Linked DNA regions of Homo sapiens: region 1 is linked to region 2. A link is an interaction called in ENCODE POLR2A ChIA-PET data of the cell type or tissue named here. Cell type or tissue: A673. All regions are shown on one strand. Each heading gives the region's core, and the rest is flanking DNA. Links, peaks and the distances in the headings are about the cores only. Region 1 overlaps GALNT7 (polypeptide N-acetylgalactosaminyltransferase 7). Region 2 overlaps SAP30-DT (SAP30 divergent transcript).

The links. Peaks named below come from ENCODE experiments on the same cell type or tissue, not always from the same donor. Only the 100,000 strongest peaks of a DNase experiment are listed, where the experiment ranks them.
Region 1: POLR2A ChIA-PET joins it to region 2 with 7 read pairs; 4 of 35 experiments call an interaction of 5 or more read pairs at or near these places.

What each region holds. Positions count from the first base shown.
Region 1 is chr4:173,225,186-173,237,085 of GRCh38, reverse strand. The region is part of intron 1 of GALNT7 (polypeptide N-acetylgalactosaminyltransferase 7); the gene reads right to left. Among named protein-coding and RNA genes, the nearest start is that of MIR548T, 37 kb to the left of the region's middle. RefSeq lists enhancers at 9,900-10,415, 10,416-10,932. In A673, for the core only: a CTCF peak has its summit at 4,965; DNase peaks (open chromatin) are centred at 4,975 and 6,825; H3K27ac peaks cover 2,504 bases.
Region 2 is chr4:173,339,938-173,353,169 of GRCh38, reverse strand. It overlaps SAP30-DT (SAP30 divergent transcript), which reads left to right. Exons shown (of 4, transcript NR_183973.1): 3 at 1,684-1,804; 4 at 2,343-3,939. Among named protein-coding and RNA genes, the nearest start is that of HMGB2, 12 kb to the right of the region's middle. In A673, for the core only: no CTCF peak of the experiment used is centred there; no DNase peak of the experiment used is centred there; H3K27ac peaks cover 480 bases.

The DNA of each region.
Region 1 (11,900 bases), core at 874-8,873, 110 kb after region 2:
TGTAACAGAATTATGTGAGACAGAAAAATACAGTCAGAGTAGATCAAGGTTATTTATGTAATAAACTTTTTGACATTTTACTTTTTAACTATCAAGAGGTCTGTTCTCAAGAAGGAATGCTTATTCAGTGATACTCTGGTTTATCATGAGTGTTATTTGTCATTCAGGTTACTATTTATATGCATCATTAAAAGATAAAAGAACTGTCCTTTCTGTTATCCGAATATTTATTACAGGTCTACTATATGCCAGGTACTCTATATAAAAGTGCCATGTTATAGAAAAAGGCCTTGCCTCTAAGGGAGTCACAGCCTGGAGGAAGGGAATGCCTGAGCAGGCCTAAGTGACCTGATCTGCGTTTTGAAAATAGTAGAGGCTCCCCAGTACATAGGCGGTGGGGATGTAAGGTGGGGCATGAGGAAAAGGCACAAAATCATAAAAACACGGAGTGCTTAGAGAATGCCAAATCATTTGCTATAACAGAAGGGCAGGAGATGAAACTTGAGATACTGGCAAGTTCCTCAGAGGGTCTCTTAAGAACTGCTGAGAGGTTCAGACTTTATCCTCTTACATGGGAGCCATGAGATCAAAGCTGAATTTTGGAATGAGTACTCGGATAGAGCAAATGAGTGGGAAGAGAAGCCAAGATGTTGTCAGAGAGATAAGAAAAAACTTAAAAATAAAATACTACAGAAGGCAAAGTAGGAGAGAATTTCAAGGCAGGAGTGGTCAACAGGGCTAAAAACTGCAGTCATGATGTTGAAGTAACAAGAATGACAAAGTCTGAAGGTATAGGCCAGGGAAGTATGGTAATGGCAGTGCTGCAGTGGGGCTCGCTCGCCAGCTCTCTGATAGACAACGGTGGAGGCCCCAGGAGCATGGAACTAGAAAGGCCTCTGGACTCCTCACGGTTCTCTCCTACCCAGCTAGAGGATGGATCTGTCATACTGCTTTCTACCTTCTAGAGCACACAAAGCATTTTTGTGATCCCCTTGTTGCTGTGCCCTAGACATTCCTTTCAAATGCCTAACTGATGGTTTAACAAATATGTACTGAGTACCTACTATGTACCAGGTTACAGAGATACAAAGGTAAGCAAATACATCCCTGCTTTTGTGGCTCTTTCTGTCCAGTGGGGCAGACAGATAAACAAATAATCATATAAACATGGTGCTGTAAGAAACTTCAAGGAGAATTGATCCAATTTAGGAAGTTAGAAAAGGCTTTCTTGTGGCCGGGCGTGGTGGCTCACGCCTGTAATCCCAGCACTTTGGGAGGCCAAGGCAGACAGATCACGAGGTCAGGAGATCGACACCATCCTGGCTAACACAGTGAAACTCCATCTCTTCTAAAAATACAAAAATTAGCTGGGCGTGGTGGTGGGTGCCTGTAGTCCCAGCTACTTGGGAGGCTGAGGCAGGAGAATGGTGTGAACCTGGGCGGTGGAGCATGCAGTGAGCAGAGATTGTGCCACTGCACTCCAGCCTGGACAACAGAGCAAGACTCTGTCTCAAGAAAAAAAAAAAAAAGAAAAGAAAAGAAAAGGCTTTCTTGAGAATGAGTACATCACTGAGCAAAGATCTGAAAGAACAGAAGTTACTTAGGTGAAGACAGGAGGGAAGAGTATCCCAGGTAGAGAACGTGTTGTGCAAAGTGCCTGTAGAAGGAAGGCCTATGCCAAGCAAGAAGGACTAGATATGGCTGGAGTACAGAGTGAGGCGTGCCTGGGGCAAGGTGAGGCTGAAGATTAGGTAGTAGCTAGATCAAGCCAGGCCTGGTGTCCATGGTAATGCATCTGGACTTCATCTGAGAGCAGTAAAAAGTGAGTTAATAGCTTTAATGTACCTTGGAAGGGACAGAAGCATTTTGAAAACAATCCCCTGGCTGAGTAGTAAGAGAACAGACCTGGAAACAGGCCAGAGTGACTGAGGATAGATTCCAGAATAGACAGCAGTAGTCTGGATAAGAATCTTGGTGGTGGAAGAAAAAAAGTGGAAAGTGGACAGATTCAAGGGTTAATTAGTGTCTTCGCCCATTTGTATTGCTATAAAGAAATACCAGAAGCTGCGTAATTTATAAAGAAAAGAGGTTTATTTGGCTCACAGTTCTGCAGGCTGTATAAGAAGCATGGTACCAGCATCTCCTTCTGATAGGGCCTCAGGCTGCTTCCATGCATGGCAGTAGGGAAGGGAAGCAGGTGTGTGCAGAGATCACATGGCGAGACAGGGAGCAAGATACAGAGAGAAGGAGGTGCCAGTTTTTTTTTGTTTTCTTTTGTTTTGTTTTATAACCAGTGCTTTTGGTAACTAACAGAATGAGAACTCACTTATTACAGTGAAGATGGCACTGAAACAATACATGAGGGATCTGCCTCCATGACCCAATCACTTCCCATTAGGCCTCACCTCCAAAATTGGGACTCAAATTACAACATGAGGTTTGAGGGGACAGACATTCAAATTATAGTAATTACGAAGTAAAATGAGCAACTGTTTTCTTTTGCTATCCAATCATGATGGATTGGATATGTGTGATGAAGGAGAGGGAGGTATGAAGAATGACTTTAAGATTTGTAACTTATACAACTGGATACTATTCACTGAGAGAGGAAACACTGAAATAGACCAGAATTGAAGATGATGAGTTCCCTTTTAGATATGCTGAATTTCAAGTGCTTCTGAAACATTCAAGAGGAGACAGAAACAGAATTTATAGCTCAGTGAAGAGGTCTGGACTGGAGAATATAATTTGGCACAAATCTTTATGCAGATAATAATTGACTCAAGAGCCAATAAGACGAGTGATGGAGAGATTATAAAGTGAGAAAAGGAGAGGATCTTGGATCCCGCCTTGAGGAATTCACCCCTTACATGATGGATGGAAGAGGGTGAGACTATAGAAGAGACAGATGACTAGCCCAATATGTGGAAAGAAAACCAAAAACCAAAACAGTGTGTTCAAGACACAGGGCACGGTGAACTATGTCGAGAAGCCAAGCAAGATGAGGATTGCATTTGGTAACGTGAAGTTGAAGCTGACTGATAACTTCAGTGACAGCTGTTTTGGCAGGGTAATGGTGTCAAGAGCCCAACTGGAGTGAGTGGAAGTGTGGAGTTGGGAGATGTGGAAACGATACAAACAAGAATAGACAACATTTTTTGAAAAATTTGATTTGCCTGTTAAGGGATGAATAGAGATGAAGAGGCAGCTGGAAGAAATATGAAGTGGAATGAGAAAATTTAGTTTGTTTTTAATAGGAAAAGCTTGAAGATTTTTAAAAGCAAAGGCAAGGGTGAGACATTAAAAAGCATGTGAGAGAAGGGGTAATCAAGTGCACAAAGTTCTTGAGAATGAAGAAGGGATGGGAGCCAAAGCAGTCATGGGGACTGGCCTGGCTGGGAGGCGGACAACCCCTCTGATGTAATAGGAAAGATGGAATTGGTGCAGATACTGGCATTGTTCTCTTCTTTGGGATCCAAATCCTCAACCACTGCAGTCTGAATTAATCCAACAGTGTCTCCCATTTAATCTATTCTATATATTGCATTTAGACTTAGCTCTGTTAAATACTGCAGATATATGAAAAAATACTCAACATCACTAATCATCAGGGAAATCCAAATCAAAACCGCAATGAAGTATCATCTCATCTGAGTCAGAAAGGTTCTTATCAAAAAGACAAAAAATAACAATGCTGGCAAACATGCAGAGTAAGGGAACTCTTATACACTGTTGGTGAGAATGTAAGTTACAACAGCCATTATGGAAAACAGTATGGAGGTTTCTCAGAAACCTAAAAATAGAACTACCATACAACCCACCCATCCCACTACTGGGTATTTATCCAAAGGAAAGGAAATTAATATATCAAAGGATACCTGCACTGTCATGTTGACTGAAGCACTATTCACAATAGCCAAGATACAGAATCAACCTAAGTGTCCATCAGTGGATGAATGGATAAAGAAAATGTGGTATGTATACACACAATGGAGTACTATTCAGCCACAGAAAGAAATCCTGTCATTTGCAGCAACATGGATGGAAGTGAAGGTCATCATGCTATGTGAAATAAGCCAGGCACGGAAAGACAAATACCACGTGTTCTCACTCATACGCGAGAGCTAAAAAAGTGGATCTCACCGAGGTAGAGTAGAATGATGGCTAACAGTGGCTGGGAAGGGGAAAGGGGTAAAGAGAGATTGGTTAATGGGTACAAACATACACTTAGATAGAAGGAATAAGTTCTAGTGTTCAGTACCACAGTAGGGTGACCATAGGGAACAACAATTTATTGTACATTTCAAAATAGCTAGAAGAAAAGATCTGAGGCATTCCCGACACAAAGAAAAGGAATGTTACAAGCTCACACCTGTAATCCCAGCACTCTGGGAGGCTGAGGCAGGAGGATCTCTTGAGGGTAGGAGTTTGAGACATGCCTCGGCAGCATAGAGAGACCCCCATCTTTACAAAAATTTTTTTTAAATCAGCAGGGCATGGTGGTGTGTGTCTGTAGTCCCAGTTACTTGGAAGGCTGAGGTGGGAGGATTGCTTGAGGCCAGGAGTTCGAGGCTGCAGTGAACTATGGTCGTGCCACTGCCCTCCAGCCCGGGCAACAGAGCAAGACGCTGTCTCTAAAAAAAAAAAAAGTTCAAGGTAACAGATATCCTAATTACCCTGATTTGATCATTACACACTGTATGCATGTATCAAAATATACCATGCCCTCCATAAATATGTACAATTCATATGTATCAATCAAAAATTTATAAAAACCACTGCTTTCTAGTATATGTCAGGGATTTTTTTTTTTTAAGAGACTGAAAGTCTCCCTAACCAGGCTCAAACTCTTTGCCTGGCTTCAGTGTTACCCACTATGTACTCACTCAAGGTGTCCCTGTACTCATTAGTCAGTCACGTCCCTTCAGGAGATGATTTTAAAAAATTATTTTCAGTCCTGCCTCTAGGGTTTGCTCACTTACCAGCCTTAGCCTACAGCACTGCCCTGCTTTCCTCCTCTCTTCCTTCTAAGTTCAGTTCCAATTCCATTTATAAAGACTCAGCCCCCACCATCTGCTCTAGTTCCAGTGATATTTTTCCTCTTATGAATTTCTACTCAATATTTTTATAATTCTCTAACTGTCCTATATGTTAGTTTTTCTTCCCCAACCAGACTAAAAAGCTCTAATTGAGGAGAGTCTTAGTATTTTGCTCCTTTTGCACAGGAAGAGCTTCTGTTATGTGTCTTCCTTTCTCCTAAATTCTGTGCCATTTCTAGTTTCCTTATTTCTACTCCCATATACAAAAATAATAACAGTTATTCAACAGGAAACATGTTTCCTGGCCTCCATATATTTAAAGGAGGGCCTGCCTTATGTTTTTTAGATGGATTTTTGGGGCAACAGCAGTGCAATTTTTGATTTTAAAAAATAAAACTACTAGACACCGTTAAGTATGTTACATACTCCAATCCTCGCAACTATCCAGTGAGACAGGACCTGTAATTTTACTCTCACATTTTATAGTTCAGGAAGCCAAAGATTAGAGAGGAGATCATACATCATTAAGTCACACAATCAGTAAGCCACTGATGTAGGTTTGAACCCTGGCCTGTGACTCCTGATCCTGTGCTGGTGGCCACAATGCTAAACAACTTCAAGAAGACTGCTTGATAATGACTTCTACTTTGTAGAAACCCAGAAATTTACAAAAACAATTAACTCGAGGGGCCTTTAAAACATGCGATTAATATATACTTTAATGTCTCTTTATTCTGCTTTTTAAAATCATGTTATAAGGCTATCTTTGGCAACCAGTTACACCAAAGAAGCCAATTCTTACACTGCACAATGAGATCTGCCTGTCAAAGGTGTTTTGTTCCTTCAATGTGTTAGGTCATGATTTCCCCTGACAGCTTGTGAAATAAAGGGAAAAACATTTTTAAAAATTTGATACAAAGAATTAAATCAGTCTGTCCCATAAGTAAGGACTAAAGTGCTTTTCAACCTATGTTAAGCAGACTGTTCCAACTGAGGTACTACTGTGAATTTTTAGATGTTCAAACTATCGCTCATGAATACTCTTGCCTTTTTGTGAGCAAAAGTAGTGCTGTGGCTATGGAGGAAAACTAAATTATTCACAATTGAGCCTATTCCTATAGCTTTGCTGATATTCTACTCTAACCAAAAATTTATCAAATGCCTGGTTCCATAAAGACAGCAGAAGATAATTACACTATCACAGAATAATTTACTATATTTCCCAGGACATGCTAACTATATTATATATAAGACCAGAGTTCCATTTTTCTCCCCTCCCATAATGTAAGAGGTATCAGTGAGAGAAAGGGAGAAAACCCCTCACAGAGTACTTATCCAGAAATACAACCAACAGTCTGTTTTCTAGGACACATGAAAATGTTCACTATGAAACCCAAGTGAGGATTAGGAGTGACATATCAAAACACTACTTTCATACAGAATAATATGGAATGTTTTCCTAATTTAATTTCTGATTTATATAGTAAACAGATTATACTCATATTAAAACATTAAAAATATGATAGTTAACTTTAACTTTCCCTTACTTTCTATTTCCATTTCTTCATCTTGCTACCTACCACCTTTTAGATGAAAGAAGCAATATTCTAATTTTACCATAACCATGTTCACAATACCAAACCATTAAAATAATCATTTTATTTCAAAAACTTTTTGGCACTTTGAGAGAAGGAAACATAGCAGTAGTTAAGCAACAGGAAGCAACTCTACCCATTAACTGAAAGAATATATAACATATGCTTAAATTTAGCTGGTCTGACACATTCCAACCAACCTCAGTTGATGAACATAAGCTGCTGAAGTGGTGCAACTGAAATTTGCTATCTGTTTGCAACAAAAGGTGAAGCTCTGGCAAATAATATGCAATAATTTATTGGAAGACTACACTGGCAAGTCTCACTGAATATCTCAGTTTTATTTTGCCATACTCTTCTGATGACCCTAAGTCATACAGGTTTTTTGTTTTCTATTGAAAAGGTTCCCTTCTTTTACCTGGTATAATGAAGGTAAGCAGCACATTTATCCTGGTATCTACAAATAAATGAAAAAGGAAGCATGTTGTTACTATAGCACACACTTAAGACAGCCTGCCAATGTGTCAGTCAAAGCATTGTCAAAGTTGGAACAGAACCTCCAAAGGCTTACCAAGAAAAATGGAGATAAAAATGAAAAAAAAAGTAGTAAATCAATTTATCAGAGAAAGTATTTCATTGAATACTGACTTCCATCATGAAGACGACTACAAAGACTACGATAATACGATGAGGAGAAGGTAGAAGAACCCATACAATGAAACAAGCATGATTCTGCCTGCATCATACGTATCTCTTTTAATTCCTGCAACAACTCTTTGAGCTAGATACCACTATTACCCCATTTTACAGTTAAGAAATCAGAGGCACAGAGTTTAAGTAACTTGATAAAAGCCGTGCTCCAAGGAGGCAGTAAAGGTAGGATTCAAATCCAAGGTCTCTGGCTACAGATTCCATGTTCTTAACTATTATACTCTCTCTAGGTCGAGGGAGGCATCCATGCTTTTCATATCCTTAACTAGAATTTCTAGGGAACTTCTAGCTAAATAAATTGATAGTTATCTTTGTAGACTATTTAAATGCTAAAACAAATATATTCCTTAGAATCACTGTTAATTTCAATACATTTATTTCAATAAAAATTTCCTTTATTTTCAAACCAATAAAATACTACTAACTAGAATTCATAATAAAGCAGCTCAGGAAAGGCTACTGTAATAGAAGTAAAAACTTACTATGACGCCCACTAGGGTAGGTGAATATTAAGATGTAATAAATTGTAATATGCAGGAAATGATATACTCATCTCATGTGACTTGACTGCTACAGATAAAAATGAAATACTTTATTTTCAGCTAGTCACTTTGGCACATAGGACCATTAAACTGAGCTACCGTGCTTGCTATTGTGATTTTGCAAAAACACAAAATGGTCTTCAAAAATCTGTTGTCTGCCACTGACAATATGAAGTAAATAAAATAAGGTTTTCAAATTGACACCAAAGAGGAGTTGGCCACCCTTTCCACTGCCTAAGGCATGTTAGTATTCCTGAAAGGCATCCTCAATTTTGGTCACATGCAGATCTCACTAAGATCATTATTTTCAACAAATTTCTTGCACATCTACTTCAGGGTATGCTTACTGGTAGGGTTCCTGGAAGTTAAAAGGCAGTGATGACCTCAAGAAGCATAAAATCTGTTTTTCATAAACATACCAGTGGCTCTTAACCTTTTTAGGGTCACAAAGATCTTAGACCCTCCTAGGCGGGGAAAAAAAGTAAAAACAATTTAATGTTGGTAGAGTTTTTTTTGTAAAGCCATCTGGCTGTGAGTATCAAAATCTTTAAAAGCATTCATTCCTCCTGACTGCAAAATTTCAGACCTGTGAATATATTCTAGGGACACAATTCTAATTACAGAAGAGACATTATGCAGAAATGCTCACTGCAGCCTGTATACTAGCCAATCTACTAGAAACAAACAAAATGCCCTTAATGAGAACAGTTAGAAAAATTATGCTAACTGAACTTAACACAACTGAATAGTATATAATTATAAAACGTTCAAAAAATAATTTTTGTAGAAAATCTTTATATATAATATTAGTTTGAAGAAGTAGAATATACACATTGAATATACATACTGTTTACACCACATCACCTCAAATATGCAAAAATAATAATGGGGCATAGAAATGACTAGAAGAAGAGAGAGTAAAAGCAGTTTTCTCTGGTGATGAGCTTTTGGGTGTTAATTTTTCTCATCTCTTGGTTTTCCTTATTCCCTACATTGAGCACTGCTTGTACAAATTTTCAAAAAATTGTTAAGCTTCCTGTTAAATTTGTTTTTAAAACTATTTATTCAGAAAAAAATTGACCTGCTAGAAAACATTTTATATAACTTGAATATTTTTTCCATAAGGAAGCTCTTTATCATAGTAAGCTATAAAATTTGTTGGCTGCCAAAGGGGTCATTTTACATAATTTAAGGAACAAACAGAAAACACATGACTAGCACAGCTGAAAAGAGGCTCATAGAAACAATATTTATGGCCACAAAATGACTAGGCTGAAAGTTCACACACGGCATAGCTAGCAATGTTTTTCACTTGAGAACACAACCAAACTTGGGGTAGCATTTAAAAAACAGAAACAAAAACCCTAGCTTAAGCGATTTTTTTTAAAAGGTGCAAAAAACACAGAATGCAGTGAAATCAATTATTAATCACTCAATTATCCATCACTTAAAAGCAATGAGAATCATGCTGCATGACCTCCGCCAACATGAGACATTCATGAGATAGAAGTTCAAGTCCTACACAGCACTCTATGTGAAGAGGCACACATCCTTATAAAAAAGAAGGAGGCCAGGAGTGTTGGCTCAGGCCTGTAATCCCAACACTTTGGGAGGCCGAAGTGGGTGGATCATGAGGTCAGGAGATCGAGACCATCTTGGCTAACACGGTGAAACCCCGTCTCTACTAAAAATAAAAAAAATTAGCCAGGTGTGGTCGTGGGTGCCTGTAGTCCCAGCTACTGGGGAGGCTGAGGCAGGAGAATGGCGTGAACCTGGGAGGCGGAGCTTGCAGTGAGCCAAGATCGAGTCACTGCACTCCAGCCTGGGCGACAGAGCGAGACACTGTCTCAAAACAAAAACAAAAACAAACAAACAAAAAAGAAGGAAACAAATGCTCTACCTTACACTTTGCTCTTTAGTGATCTCTCCTACTTACCTGCTCCCAGGTTCAATCTTCCTCAAGATACTTCTTTAAATGGAGTTACATTTTAAAATTTTTAAATTAAATTAAAAATTAAGGTTAAATTAACAGTTTTTCTCTCCAAAGTGGTAGATATACATGGTAAATTGGAAGCAAGGAATTAAAAGGAATGGTTGGACTAATTTTTAGGTTATTTTTCCTTATTAGATTGGCTTTTAACCACATATTAAAGCATATTTGACAAATGCATAATTTTAAGGCATTTCATTTCCAGTTTAGAAAAATTATTAACCAAAGAAAATTATGTTGCTGGGTACTGAGTTTCAACATACTCAGAAATGATTTATTTTTTAAAAACTATAGAACAAACATATTTAAAGTATTTCGAGGTCTTCCAATAAAAATGAAGACCAGAAATACTCCCAAAGGAAGAAGAGAACAAATAGTGCATTTGTAACATAGCCTCACCTCATTTAAATGGAAAAATCAGGCATTTCTTATGCTGAGAGCACATAATCCCATATACAAGGGACCAGGTACACCAGAGGCAGGAGGAGGTGGACGTGTTTCTCTACACCAGGGAGTGATAGCACACACAGCCCTTCTGCCTCCAAGTTCACACAGAAGACAGACAGTTGGGACAGTCAGCCAGCAAGCTGAGAGTGAGTAATTTTCTCCACCAGAAAATCACGGGATGAAGGATGTATGCTGAGTGTCAAAGAGGACGCTTTAACAAAGAAGGGGTTGAAATTGAGGAGATCCTAAGCATGGATTAATATGAAGACTTTCTCTTGCATTGACCTCTTTGAGAACCTTCTCAAGAATGGCTGTAAAGACAAGCAGAGTAAAATGTTGAGGACTGGAGATGCTAAACGCCTGATGTTTAAAAAAAACAGCAAGTTACTGCATAAAAATATTTTGGTTTATCCGATGTAATATAAGGCACGGAGTTAAAAGCTGGTACAACTGGGTTAAAAAAGACTTTGAGTTTATGGTGAATGACATAAGAGCAAATGCCTCTAAATATATATATTCTTCAATGGGAAAAATAAGAAAAGAATAGCCAATAGGGAAAAAGTCTTTATCAAGAAAATTTGTTTTGAAGAAATTATAGCAAATTTACTGGAGATGTGGTGGACACTGTGATCAGCGATCAGTTCTACCCCAGAAGCCCTTTCAGGATTAAAAAACTTATTCCCCTGGCTGCAGAGAGTGCCAGCAGAAGAGGGTCCCCATCCAAGATCAAGCCTCCTTCCAGGGGCAGTCTGCACACAGCGATGGGTCAATGCAGAGGTAAAAAGGCCAGTCCTCTTGCTCCAAATTGGAAGGACTTTGAACAACTACCCTAGCTCCAGAGCTCTCTGTGGGGTTGGTTCAGGACTTGGTAGAGAACCACTTCATAGCTCAGCTTCACTGAGTGGTTGTGGTTGCATCTCCTCCCTTCCAAAGGTATTGATCCCCAGAGATCAATTCTGTTAGATCTGTCAGGTATCTCTAACAACATAAGGCATCCAAATCTCAATCTCAGAGTGCGCTTCCTGGGTAACCCAACCTGTGGCAAAGATAAAACTTGTGTTTTCCTTAGAAAGTAGCTCATTAAGCAGAGTACATATATTTAAGTCAGTTTCCTCATTTACAAAATTGGAATATTAATATATGAGCACAATAAGGTTCCTGCAAGGATTAAATGAGGCACTACATAAAATACTTTGAGTGCCTGGCAATGCTAAATATGCAATAAATGCTAGGCCATTATTAAATAATGTTTTAAATCCTGTTTTAAAAAACAGGATTACTGTTTAAAATCTTCTGAAGAACTGTAAGGAAGATATTGAGGATAATGATAGCCTATGAAAAGTTACTGTTCATGCCAGTAGCTTCTAAGCTCCCTATACCATCTTCCTGCAAATTCTTGATTTTTCTTTTTACTTCCCAGTCAACCCTTTTCCCATTTCCTTAAACATTTCTCCCTGTGCCCAGTAATTCTGTAATTACATTATAACAAAATTATAAAAATGTCTAAGAAGGAAAAAAGAGGGGAGGGAGGATTGAGAGATATGACCCAAAGTAAAACAGATTTCACATATTCCAG
Region 2 (13,232 bases), core at 2,840-10,839:
ACTGAAGATATTCTCCTCTGTTATCCTCTAGAAACTTCAGTGTTTGTCTTTTACATTTAGGACTAGCATCTACCTAGAACTGTTATTTGTATATGTTGTGAAGTAGCCATTCAATTCAAATTTTTCTGTGTGGATTTCCAATTAACCTAGCACCATTTATTTAAAAATATCATCCTTTCCCAACTATACTGTACTAAGACTTTTGTCATAAATCCGGTGACTTTCTATGTGTGTCTTTTCTGTTCCCTTGGTCTGTATGCCTGTTGTCTCACCAATATCACACAGCTTAACTGTTGCCATTTTATGATAATCTTGATATCCAACATTTGATGTCTGGTCTTCCAACTTAGTTGCTCTTCAAGATTATTGGCTTTTCTTGGCCCAGTGCATTTATACACAAATTTTAGAATCAGCCACATTCCTTAAAAACCTGCTGAAAATTATGTTAGGATTGCATCCAATCTACCCAGCAATTTGGAGTTTTTAAACAATGTTTTTTATTTTACTTTATATTTTACATATGCCATTATTTTACATATTACATTTTTTTTCTTTCTGATTTTTATACTTTGGGGGGAAAGAAGGGCTTTATTACACTGGAGGGAACCATCAATACATCAATACAAGTTTGAATAGGAATGTGATGGTGAATCTCCTTGTCCTAATCCCAATCTCAGGAGAAAACTTACTTCCACATTTCACTTTAAATACAATGTTTGCTGTAGGGCTTTTGCATATATCTTTTATCAAATTATTGATGGTCCCTTTTACTACTTTGCTAAAAGTTTTAAAAATTATAAATAGGGGTTTAACTTTATCAAATGTTTCTGCATCTTGGGATGATTGGATGATTTTTTTTTTCATTCCATTAATACAGAAAATAACGTTGATATTTATTTTTTATTTTATTTTATTTTATTATTTTTTTGAGATGGAGTCTCCCTCTGTCACCCAGGCTGGAGTGCAGTGGCATGATTTAAGCTCACTGCAAACTCTGCCTCCCTGGTTAAAGCAATTCTCCTGCCTCAGTTTCCCAAGTAGCTGGGACTACAGGCACATCCCACCATGCCAGGCTAATTTTTTTATTTTTACTAGAGACGTGGTTTCACCATGTTGGCCAGGCTGGTTTCAAACTTCTGATCTCAAATGATCCACCTATCTCGGCCTCTCAAAGTGCTGGGATTACAGGTGTGAGCCACCATGCCTGGCCTTTTTATTAATTTTTGAATGTTAATCTTGCATTTCTGGAAGAATGCCAAATGGGCCATAATATCATCGTTTTTGAAACTTGCTGGATTTAATTTATCAATAATTTGTTCAAGATTGTTGTATGTATATTCGTAACAGAGACCTGCCTGTAATTTACTTTTCTTGTAAAGTATTTGTCAAGTATTGTTGCCAACACAGTTGTTAGATTTAGCAAATAACAATATGGGAAACCCAGTTAAATTTGAATTTAAAGATAAATAATGAATAATTTTTACTATATCTTGTGAAATATTTTATACTAACAATTATTCATTATTTATCTGAAGTTCGAATTTAACTGGGCAACTCTAGTTACCAAGGTTTTGCTTACTTCATAAAACAAGTTCAAATATTTCCTCTTTTGTATTTCCTATTTTGTATTGAAGAGTTTGTGAACTTTCCAAATATGTGATAGAATTTATTTTTTTTTTTCAGACAAAATCTTGCTCTGTCTCCCAGGCTGGAGAGCAGTGGCACCATCTTGGCTCACTGCAACCTCCACCTCTTGGTTCCAGCAATCCTTCTACCCCAGCCTCCAGAGTAGGCGGGATTACAGGTATACACCAGCACGCCTGGCTAATTTTTGTATTTTTATTAACAGTAGAGATGGGGTTTTGCCATGTTGGCCAGGCTGGTCTCGAGCTCCTGACCTCAAGTGATCCACCCGCCTTGGCCTCCCAAAGTGCTGGGATTTACAGATGTGAGCCAACATGCTCAGCTCATTTGATAGAACTTGTAAGTGAAGCAAAACATGCTGAGAATTTTATTTGTGGGAAGGCTACATACAAACTCAATTTGCTAATAGACAGAGGAACATTCAGGTTTTCTATTTCTTTATCTGTCAGTTTCATTAAGATGTTGATATGGTTTGGATCTGTGTCCCTCCCCAATTCCCATGTTGAATTGTAATCCCCATTGTTGGAGGTGGGGCCTGGTGGGAGGTGACTGGATCATAAGGGCAGTTTCTTATGAATGGTTTAGCACCGTCCCCTGGCTGTTCTCATGACAGTGACTTCTCACAAGATCTGGTTGTTTAAAAGTGTGTAACGCTTCCCCTTTCCCTCTCTCTCTCGCTTCTGTTCCTGCCACATAAGACAACTGCTCCGGCTTTTCCTTCCACTATGATTGGAAGCTTCCTGAGGCCTCCCCAGAAGTAGAAGCCACTACGCTTCCTGTACAGCCTGCAGAACCATGAGCCAACTAAACCTCTTCTCTTTATAAATATCCCAGTCTTAGGTATTTCTTTATAGCAATGCAAGAACGAACTAATACAGAATGTGTTTTCAAGAAATTTGTCTGTTTCATCTGAATTTTCAATTGGATTGACTATGATATTTCTCTTTTTTTGTTTGTTCATTTTTGATGAGGGGATCTTACTATGTTGCTCAGGCTGGTTAAAAACTCCTAGACTCAACCAATCCTCCCATTTCAGCTTCCCAATAGGTGGTAGGATTTCTAGTTATCTTGATTTGTTGAGTCTTTTATGAAATATTCTTTTTGTTTTTAGTAGTATTATCGAAACAAATTTGACTTTGTCTGCTATTAGAGAAGTCATATCAGCTGTCTCTGGTTAGTGTTTTTATGATAAACTTTTTTCCATCCTTTTTCTTTCACCTCTGTGCCATTTTTATGGCATATCTCTTTAAACAGCATATGATTGGGTTTTTGATTTTGTAACCAGTCTGACAATCTTGGTCTTGGTATACTTACTCAATATATTCGAAGTTAAAACTACCACATTACATTTATTTTATATTTGTTCTATTTGTCCTATTTCATTTTCTTCTTTCCCACTTTAACAAATTATTTTTATCTTTCAATGCCCCCCTCCAGTAGCTTGTTATTATAGTTTTTAAAATTAAACTTTTACTCTTAATTGCATATTGTCATACAGTTGTAAGAAGCATTACAGAGAGACACTGTGTCTTTACCCCATTTTCTCCAATGACAATATTTTGCAAAACTGTAGTACAGTATCATAACCAGGAATTGACATTGATACAGTCAAGATACAGAACATTTCCATCACCACAAGGATCCCTCAAATTGCCCTTTTATTGCCTCACCCACTCCCTCCCGTCCCCACTGCCTTCTGAACACCTGGCAACCACTAAGCTGTTCTTTATTTCTATAATTTTGTCATTTCAAGACAAAATATACAAAAAGGCATGGGCTTATATAGTATGTAACCTTTGGAATTTTTTTTCTTTTTTGAGACGGAGTCTCGCTCTGTCGCCAGGCTCGAGTGCAGTGGTGCGATCTCAGGTCACTGCAGTCTCCACCTCCCGTGTTGAAGCAATTATCCTGCCTCAGCCTCCAGAGTAGCTGGGACTACAGATGTGCACCACCACACCCAGCTAATTTTTGTATTTTTAGTAGAGATGGGGTCTCACCATGTTGGCCAGGATGGTCTTGATCTCCTGACCTCATGATTTGCCCGCCTCAGCCTCCCAAAGTGTTGGGTTACAGGCATAAGCCACTGTGCCTGGCCTGGAATTTTTTTTTCCCCCACTCAATGTAACTCCCTGAAGATTCATCCAGGCTGTTGCATGTATCAGTAATTTGTTCCTTTTTATTGCTGAGTAGTATGGTATGGATTTAGAACAGTTTGTTTAGCCATTCACCCAGTGAAGGACATCTGGGTTGTTTCTAGTTTGGGGATATTATGAATAAAGCTGCTATAAACATTAATGTATAGGTTTTTGTGAAAATGTAAGTCTGTATTTTTCTTTCTTTTTTTCTCCCTACTTACCTTTGGAGAAAGTCCTTCATTTTTCTGAGGTAAATTTCCAAGAGTACAATTGCTGGGCTGTGGGGCAGTTTCATGTTTAGGTTTTTAAGAAATTGCAAACTATTTTCCACAGTGGCTGTATCATTCTACATTCCCAGCAGCAATGCATGAGTGATCCAGCTTCTCTGCATCCTTGCCAGTATTTGGTGTTGTCACTATTTTTATTTTATCCAATCTGATAGGTGTATGGTGATATGGCATTGTGTTTTAATTTGCATTTTCCTAATTGCTAATGATGTTGAATATCTCATTTGCTTATGTGCCATCTGTAAACCATCTATGGTAAGTTTTTGTTCATGTCTTTTTTTTATTTTCTAATTGGACTTTTATTGAGTTTTGAGAGTTCTTTATATATTACAGATATTAGTTCCTTGTCAGATATGTGGTTTGCAAGTATTTTCTTCTAGTCTGTAATTTGCCTTTTACTACTCCTAATGCTTTTCACAGAGGAAAATGTATTAGTTTAGATAAAGTTCAGTTTTTCCTTACATAGATCATGCTATTGCCGTATGTTAAGTCTAAGAACTCTTTCTTTATGCTTGTATCCCAAAGATTTTCTCCTATGTTTTGTCTAAAAGTCTTGTAGTTTTACATTTTACATTTAAGACTATTATCTATTTTGAGTTAATTTTTGTGTAAGGTGTGAGACTTAGGTTTAGTTTATACACTTCTTTATTACAATAACTGTCTTTTATCAGTTGTAGATAAATCTTGGCTATTATATCTTCAAATATACCTTTCCCCTATTTTCTCTCTTTACTTTCTATGACTGGAGTTACATGAATGTAAGAAATCACACTGTTGCATTTATTTCTGATGGTCTTTTTTGTAGTTTGCACTTTCCCATTTCTCTGTGCTTCTGTTTTCTACTTATCTACCTTCCTTTTCTTATACCAGCAGCTCTGTTTACCTTTTTAAAAAATAATGCTCACTCTTCCTTTTATTCATACTGTCTTTCTAGGATTATTTTCCTTCTTCCTGAAGTACATAATTTAGTAGTCCCTTTAGGGCTAGTATGTTGATAGTCTCTCAATTTTCCTTAAAATTTTTATTTGCCCACATAGCTTTTCTGAGACAAGGTCTTGCTCTATTGCTCAGGCTGGAGTGCAGTGGGATGAGATCGTAGCTCACTGCAGCCTCAATCTCCTGGGCTCAAATGACCCTTCTGCCTCAGTGTCATGAGTAGATGAGACTACAGGTGCCTTCCATCATGCCCAGCTGACATTTGTATTTTTTGTAGAGATGAGTGCCCCATTATGTTTCCCAGGCTGGTCTTGAACCCCTGGCCTCAAGCAGTCCTCCCACCTCAGCCTCCCAGATTGCTGGGATTACAGACCTGAGCCACCACACCTGGCCTGCTCATAGTCTTGCAGTTCAAGAATGGCAGTTATTTTCTCTCAGCACTTTATATTATAGGTATTTTTCCACTGTTTTCCAGCTTCCACTGTTGCTGCTGAGAAGTCTGCCATCAGTATAACTGTTTTCCTTTGTAGGTGAGCTTTCTTTTCTCTCTTGCTTCTTTTAAAATTATTTTTTGGGCTGGGCATTGTGGCTCTTTTAAAATTATTTTTTGGGCTGGGCATGGTGGCTCACACCTGCAATCCCAGCACTTTGGGAGGCCTAAGCGGGCAGATCACCTGAGGTCAGGAGTTTGAGACCAGCCTGGCCAACATGGTGAAACCCCATCTCTACTAAAAATACAAAAATTAGTTGGGTGTGGTGGTGCACACCTGTAACCCCAGCTACTCTGGAGGCTGAGGCACAAGAAATCACTTGAGCTCAGGAGGGAGAGGTTGCAGTGAGCCAAGATGGTGCCACTGCATTACCGTCTGGGCGACAGAGCAAGACTTTTTCTCAAGAAAAAAAACATATATATATATATATATATATATATATATATACATACACACATATATATTTGACATCTGCAAGTTCACCTTGAAGTTATTGTGGATTTCTTTTTATTAAGCTACTTGGGTTACTTTATGCTTCCTAAATTTGAATTCATATCATTCACTGTGAAAAAAATGCATCAAAAATACTAAAATAGTGCCACTTTGTGCTTTTCTCTATTTCCTTTTTCTAGGACTAATTAAACATATTGCAATATTGATAAACATTATTCTATTTCCAATGTTTCTGTTTTATTTTTAAAATATTGTTCATCTCATTCTTCTGTGATTCAGTCTAATTTCTTCAGCAAAATATGTTAATTTTATTTTTAGCTTTATCTCATCTGTGTAGCTCATTCATTAAAATTTCAACAACTATGTTTTTTTCTTTCTCAAAGATCCATTTGGTTGTTTTCAGAACTTTTTTGTCATTCCTGATAGATACCTGTTGCTTCCTCATCTTTCTAATTTCATCCTTTTTCTTATTAAAAATGTTTGTATTCTGAATCTAACAATTGTAAATATCTGAATTCCTTGGGTGTTCAATGGTGGCTTGCTTCTTCACGTGCCTGGTCATCTCTAATTTTGTACTTATATTTATTCCATCAATCTGTGATATTTCTAAAGTAAGATGCTTTCCCTCAGTAAGGATTTCCATCTGTTTCTGCCAAGAGACAAAGTATGCTACCATTTTAGTTTCTTTAAGGAGTCCCAGCTTAATGTAGTATCCAGTTTGGTTTCCTTTCCTTTTTGTGGGCCTATAGGTAAAGATTACAATTCAAACTTCTGCTTTGGGCATTTGTTTTCATGGCTAATTTGCTTCCCAGGTTTACTTACCACTCAAATTACCATGCCTGAGTCTAGCTGATGATTGGTATCCCTACCAATCCTCATCCTCCGCCCCCACCCTCTGACTTATTTTGGTGTCAAGGAAAATTCCTTAGATATTTTTCCCATTTTCTGTCATCCTAGGAATGCAGTAAAAATCTATTTAGAACTAATTTTGAGGGGATCATAAAAATATCTGAGTATCTAGGTCACCAAAGTGATGAAAGCTGCAATCATACATCACTCTGTTACATGGAAAGACAGAAAAAAAGAAAAAAGGCCAGCTTGGAATCTGAAGACTGCTTTCAAATAAAATCACTGCCTTTCATTAATTCGTTCATTCATTCTGATTCAAACTTACAGGGATTTATGTACCAAATGCTTTATTAAGGGAGAAGAAAAGGAGCATGTCTCTACCCTCTGGAGGTCTAGGCAAGGTTACAGATACTAAACTAATAGGCTAACAAATATATATATAATTACAGATAGTGATGAATGTTATAACCGGTGATAAAAGAGGAAGTTGGATAGTAACTTTATATTTAAGCTTAAACCTGAAGTGAAAGAGCCAGCCACGATGAGAGAGAAGATAAGAGCATTAAACACAGAAGCAATAGTATGTGCCAAAGTCTTGAGGCAAAAAATATTTTGGTGTTTGACAAACTAAAAAATAGTTCTATATAGCTATAGTATAGGGAGTGAGAGTGAAAGTGGTAGGGGATGCAGTCAAAGAGATAGGAAGAGGGCAGGCTATGCAGGGCATTGTATGCAATGATAATGTATTACATTTTATGTGGAATTGGAGGCCATTGAAAGATTTTATGCTGGAAAGTGGATTAACCTGTTTCATGTTTTGAGATCACTCTGGCTATTCTGTGGAGGATCCAATGTTAAAGTCAAAAGTCCCTGGAATCAGGTAGACCAGTTCAGAGTCTATTGTGGCTTGAGCTTGTGTGATGATAGTAGAGATGGAGATAAGTGGATGGTTTCAAAATATATTCTGGTGAGAGAACAGGAGATGTGTTTTTTTGAGTAAGCAAAGTGGCTCTGCAGAAGATCACATACATAACTGGACAAGCGACTTTAACTTGTATCTGAAAGACTATCATCTCACTACAGCTTTCTTGGTGATAGAGCCCTCTTGAGCTTCTTTAGATATGTGTCAAAATGTCAAACTGAATATTGATGGAGCCAGCACAGGTAGAGAGCTGTAGGAAAAAACCGTGATCTTTCTTTAGTTAGAGGGGAATCCAAAATAGTTAAAATGTGAATGGCCAAATACTTACTGCTTATCTCAGTTTTCTGATGAGTTACTATAATGAAATAATCTAGTCCAGAAATAAATGACTTGTCTTGGGCTTGCTACGCAAAAGAAGAAAAAAATGCTATTAAAAAAGTTATTAGCCAATGGCTGCATATAATAGAATATCTATCTAACAGTATTATTATGAGTTTATTTTTCTGACATATAAGAAGACTGAGAGAAGATGGTTACTGGTAATGGTTCAGTAGTTCAATAATGTCCGGGTTGATGTCTACAATTTTCTTGCCTTTCTCTTATGCTACTGAGAATAGCTTTCTCATGATTGGTTTGAACCCGCAATAATTTATCATTACCTTTTTTATAATCAAGATATTTTTTAAAGTAAGAAGAAAGGAGAAAATGGGTTTTGGGTAATTAACAGAGTTCTGAACAACAACCTAGATTTAAGAATTTTAGACAAAGGTATAGAACAAGACCATGCTACTTTATAGTTTTCAAACATAAAGGTTTTTAGAAGTTAACAGTAATGAGTTATTGATATGAATTATAAGTTTAAAAACACCTATTAACCTAGAAAATATTTAATGAATATTTAATAATCATTACATTGAAAAATTCATCCAATAAATATTTGAGCCTATGCATATGCATAGCACTGTACTAGGCCTTAGGAGAGATGTAAAAACATGATATGCACCTCCTGCCTTCAAGAAACTCCTAAACAATAATTTTTGGTATTACATTTTATATTTTATAACACTCTCTCATAGGCGTTCTTTCTTTTGAAATTTATAACTCCATGCATTAGGCAGATAAAATTTTTACCTGATGAAGAAGTTGAGACAGACCCTGCTCTTGTCTCTCTGGCCATTACCACTTCAACATTGATTTCTTGACCTGAGGGCTTTCTCCAAAGCTGTGGAAGGCAGCTCTGTCCCTATGTGATCAGGGCAATTTGGAAATGCCTGGGAATTAACAAACTCCCACTCTAGCAGCCTTCACCAAGTGACTGGAAAGATTTGTTATATAGATACCCCAGCTCACTTGGCCTTCAGATGGGATAACTTTGAGGCCTGTGTTTTCCCAGAGTTTTCTCATGGGATTATGCTCCAGTCATTATAAGTGGTATCTGGCTTGATACCGCACCCTTTATTGACTGTTTTCCCTTCTTTGTCTCGCTTCCCCACCTCCTACTGGTGTTTCCTGCATCTCTTAGATAAACTATTTGCAACAAAATCCTTGTCTCAGGTTTCTATTGAGCATTTCCACTAGGTTATTTCCCCTAATACCTGCCCTGAAAGTGCCTGGCTTAATGAGGGGGGCACACGATTCAAATCAAGCCAGTTGGAATCCTTCACAGGGAAATTTTGTCCAGTCTGAAATACTGAGAAAGGAACTCTCTTCCTTCATCCTTGTTTCATTTTGGTTTTGCATCATTCTATTTCGAGTAGTGTCCGGCACAACGTAGAAACTTAATCTTTCTGGAATATTTAATGAATCCAATTCCTACAATTTCTTTCCTGCCAACTTGCATTCATCATCAGCCATTAATTTTAAAATGTATGAAATAATGTTGCTATAGCATATCATAGTGTCACTGCATACTGTAGTAGTTAAGTGCATGGACTCAGGAGCTAGACTGCTTGAGATATAAACTCTGCCACTTGCCAGTTGTTTGACTGTGCTGGTTATATTTCTGTTGTCTGTCAGTTCCATTCTCATTCTTTTACTCTCTCTATATTACAGAGTACTGGAATTCTAAATATCATTTCCCAGATTCACTTGCCAATTTCTTTCCGGTTCAGTTCTGTTAATGGGAGATTCAAGGCCAAGAGGATGGAAGGCATTTTTGCTTTTCTTCTGGCTCCGGCCTCTGCAATGCTGTGCTCTACTACCCTGACTCCAGGAGTGGCCCGAATAGGGTGAAGGATGCATAATCCTCAATTATGCGTAAGTGCATTTTTTCAGTCTAATTAGAATTCCAGGCTTTAAAATTAGATGTATATTTTGAAAAGTATATCTGAAAATTTCATAGTTTGTGAATATATTTTTAAATACAGTCAAAATACTAAGCACAGTAACAACACGATTTAGAGGACAAAGTTGTAAATATGCCACCTTTATATTTATAAGAGTATTTACACAAGAATTTGCAGTTTTAAGTCGTTATCAATCATTGAGTTGATATAAGGTCAATATAGTATTAATATATCACCTACACAAAAGCAGATAAAAAGTTATTTTCAGCAGGGCATGATGGCTCACACTCGTAATCCTAGCACTTTGGGAGGCCAAGGCAGGTGAATCACTTGAGGTCAGCCTGGCCAACATGGTGAAACCCCACTTTACCAAAAATACAAAAATCAGCCGGGCATTGTGGCGCATGCCTGTAATCCCAGCTGCTTGGGAGGCTGAGGAAGGAGAATCACTTGAACCTGGGAGGCGGAGGCTGCAGTGAGCTGAGATTGTGCCACTGCACTCCAGCCTGGGCAACAAAGTGAGAGTCAGTCTCAAAAATTTACAAAAGGATGATTTCCTAATATGAAAGTGACAGATATTCATCTGAATATGGGCCAAATGAACATTTCTATTACAATTCAAGAACTACAGGCTGGGCGCGGTGGCTCACACCTGTAATCCCAGCACTTTGGGAGACTGAGGCAAGTGGATCATGAGGTCAAGAGATCGAGACCATCCTGGCCAACATGGTGAAACCCCGTCTGTACTAAAAATACAAAAATTAGCAGGGCGCAGTGGCACGTGCCTGAAGTCCCAGCTACTTGGGAGGCTGAGGCAGGAGAATTGCTTGAACCTGGGAGACAGAGGTTACAGTGAGCCAAGATTGCGCCACTGCACATCCTGGGTGACAGAATGAGACTCTGTCTCAAAGAAAAAAAAAAAAAGAACTGCAGAGACTCTTATGGTGTCAATTTAAATCTACTTATTCTTCCTACCTTTTTTGCCATCGTTGTCATAGATTCTACTTGTCCAGTTTATAAAAATCCACAAGACATTATTATTGCTGTTTTAAGAAGGTAATACTCTTTTAAAATTTACATAATTACCCTTGATTATGCTTTTTTCCTCCTTCTAAGGATTTGAGATTATTTTCCTTAAGTAGGATTCCTGGCAGGGAATTCTCTCAACTTCTGTTTGTCAAGAAACATCTTTATTTTGCTGTAATTCTTGAAAGCTTTTTCCCTGGATATGGAACTTGAGGTTAGCAATTTTTTTTTTTTCCTTCAGCGATCTAAAGATGTCATTCAATAGGATTCTGGTTTCCCTAGTTCTGTTGAAGAATCAGCATTTAGACTTAACTGTTGCTGTTTTGAATTTATTTTTCCTTTTTCCTCTGGTTCCTTTTAAGATTTTCTGTTGTTAGTTTTCAATACTTTTTATTATGCTGTGGTCCAGATGATATCTTCTATTAGAGATGGTTTGACCTTTGCAATATTCTACCTATTGCTAACAGGGAGAAAGTTAAAGGATTGATTATCTCAATCCAATTAGAGATTGAGCTGTGTCCAGGCTAGGCTGCAAAGTTTTAGTAAGACCCTTCCATCTGTGGCTTATTTCTTTTGCTCATACATTAAGACATTATCACACAGTCTTTTGATTAAGGGATTGACAGTCTCTGTCTCCTTAGCCCTGAAAGACTATGAAAAATTCATTTCTGCTCTTTGGAGGGTTTGAACTTGTGTCTCTACATTCCTGCCTAAACAGTTTCAAAAAATGTCAAATGTCTTCAGGAAAAGACAATGATGAGTTTGTGGCAGACCCCTCCCTCCAGCTAGACTTTTGTCCACTAAACACTGTGAAACCCTGGGACATTTAGCTTTGTCTTTTAGAAGCTTCTGGCACAACTCTCTAGTCTCCCATACCACCTCGGCATTCAGCTAATCTGTGGAAAATAGGCCAGTACGGATATTTCAGAGTCCTTTAGTTTCCAACTGATTGTGCTAACCCCCACCAATACAACTGACAAATGCTTGCTGGAGTCTCTTTCATTTAGTCAAAGTCCTTCTAGAAGCCTAAGCCAAGTTAGACTGACTTCAGTTCCATGCCTAAAATCTACAGAATGTTTTCAAAACTCATCAGCATACCTAGGAAGGTCTCTTTCCGGTCTGGAATTTTAATTTGAGTTATTTTTTGATTGCTTCAACAGATCTCCAATGTATTTTAAAACATGATTTTTACAACTTGTCATTTTTTTTTCTAATTGTAGTAGAGGCTTTTAGAACTAAGTAACTTTCTTGTGGACATTTTGCTGCTGCTTCTTCTAATTATTATTTTTGAGACAGAGTCTCACTCTGTAGCCCAGGCTGGAGTGCAGTGGCTCAGTCATAGCTCACTGCAGCCCCTGTCTCCTGTGCTCAAGCAATCCTCCTGCCCTCAGCCTCAGTAGTACAGACTGCAGGCACGCATCACCAAGCCTGGCTAAATTTTTTTTTTTTTTTTCAGTAGAAAGGAAGTCTCACTATGTTGCCCAGGCCGGTCTGGAACTCTTTAGCTCAAGCAATCTTCCTGTCTTGGCCTCCCAAAATGCTGAGATTACAGGTGTGAACTATTGCACCTGGCCAGTTTACCATGACTTACAAAAATATTGTTTAAATAGGAAAACAAAATATCTTTGACTATTTAATTGTTTCGCATTGAAAATGTTAGCAGCAGAATGAGAGGTTTTCATTTCTTCCTAACCTGTGCTTCACTTCTTCAAAGATAGAGTGTTAAATTATTTCAGTAAATTGAGTTTTTGGGGTGAGTATACAGTTAGGCTTCAGAATTGGTGATCTACCCACTAGTGGATGTGCCTGTTTGATAATACTTCAGTATACTGATCCTTTCCCTCTCATAGCCTTTAAAACAACTTGAAAATATTAAGCTCCAATGTAAGATTTATCTTTGAGAAATTGTGTGCAGAGTAATGGTTTTCGGTTTTTTACATTGTGCAACTCAAGAAAGCAATTATTTTATATGCAACTAACTTTATATAAAGTATATTTAATGTTGGCTATGAGTTAGTCAATAAATAAGAATTATCAAGACCTTTTTCTTGCTTTGCAGAAGAAGGGCTTAACAAAAAAAGTGTATATTCTCTTTCCATCAGTATTTTCCAGTCTGGTTTGATGACCACAGATTATGAAAAGTCCAATTTTTAGGAAAACTAAATAAGTGCTAGGAATTTCAATAACTGGCATTAACACAGATC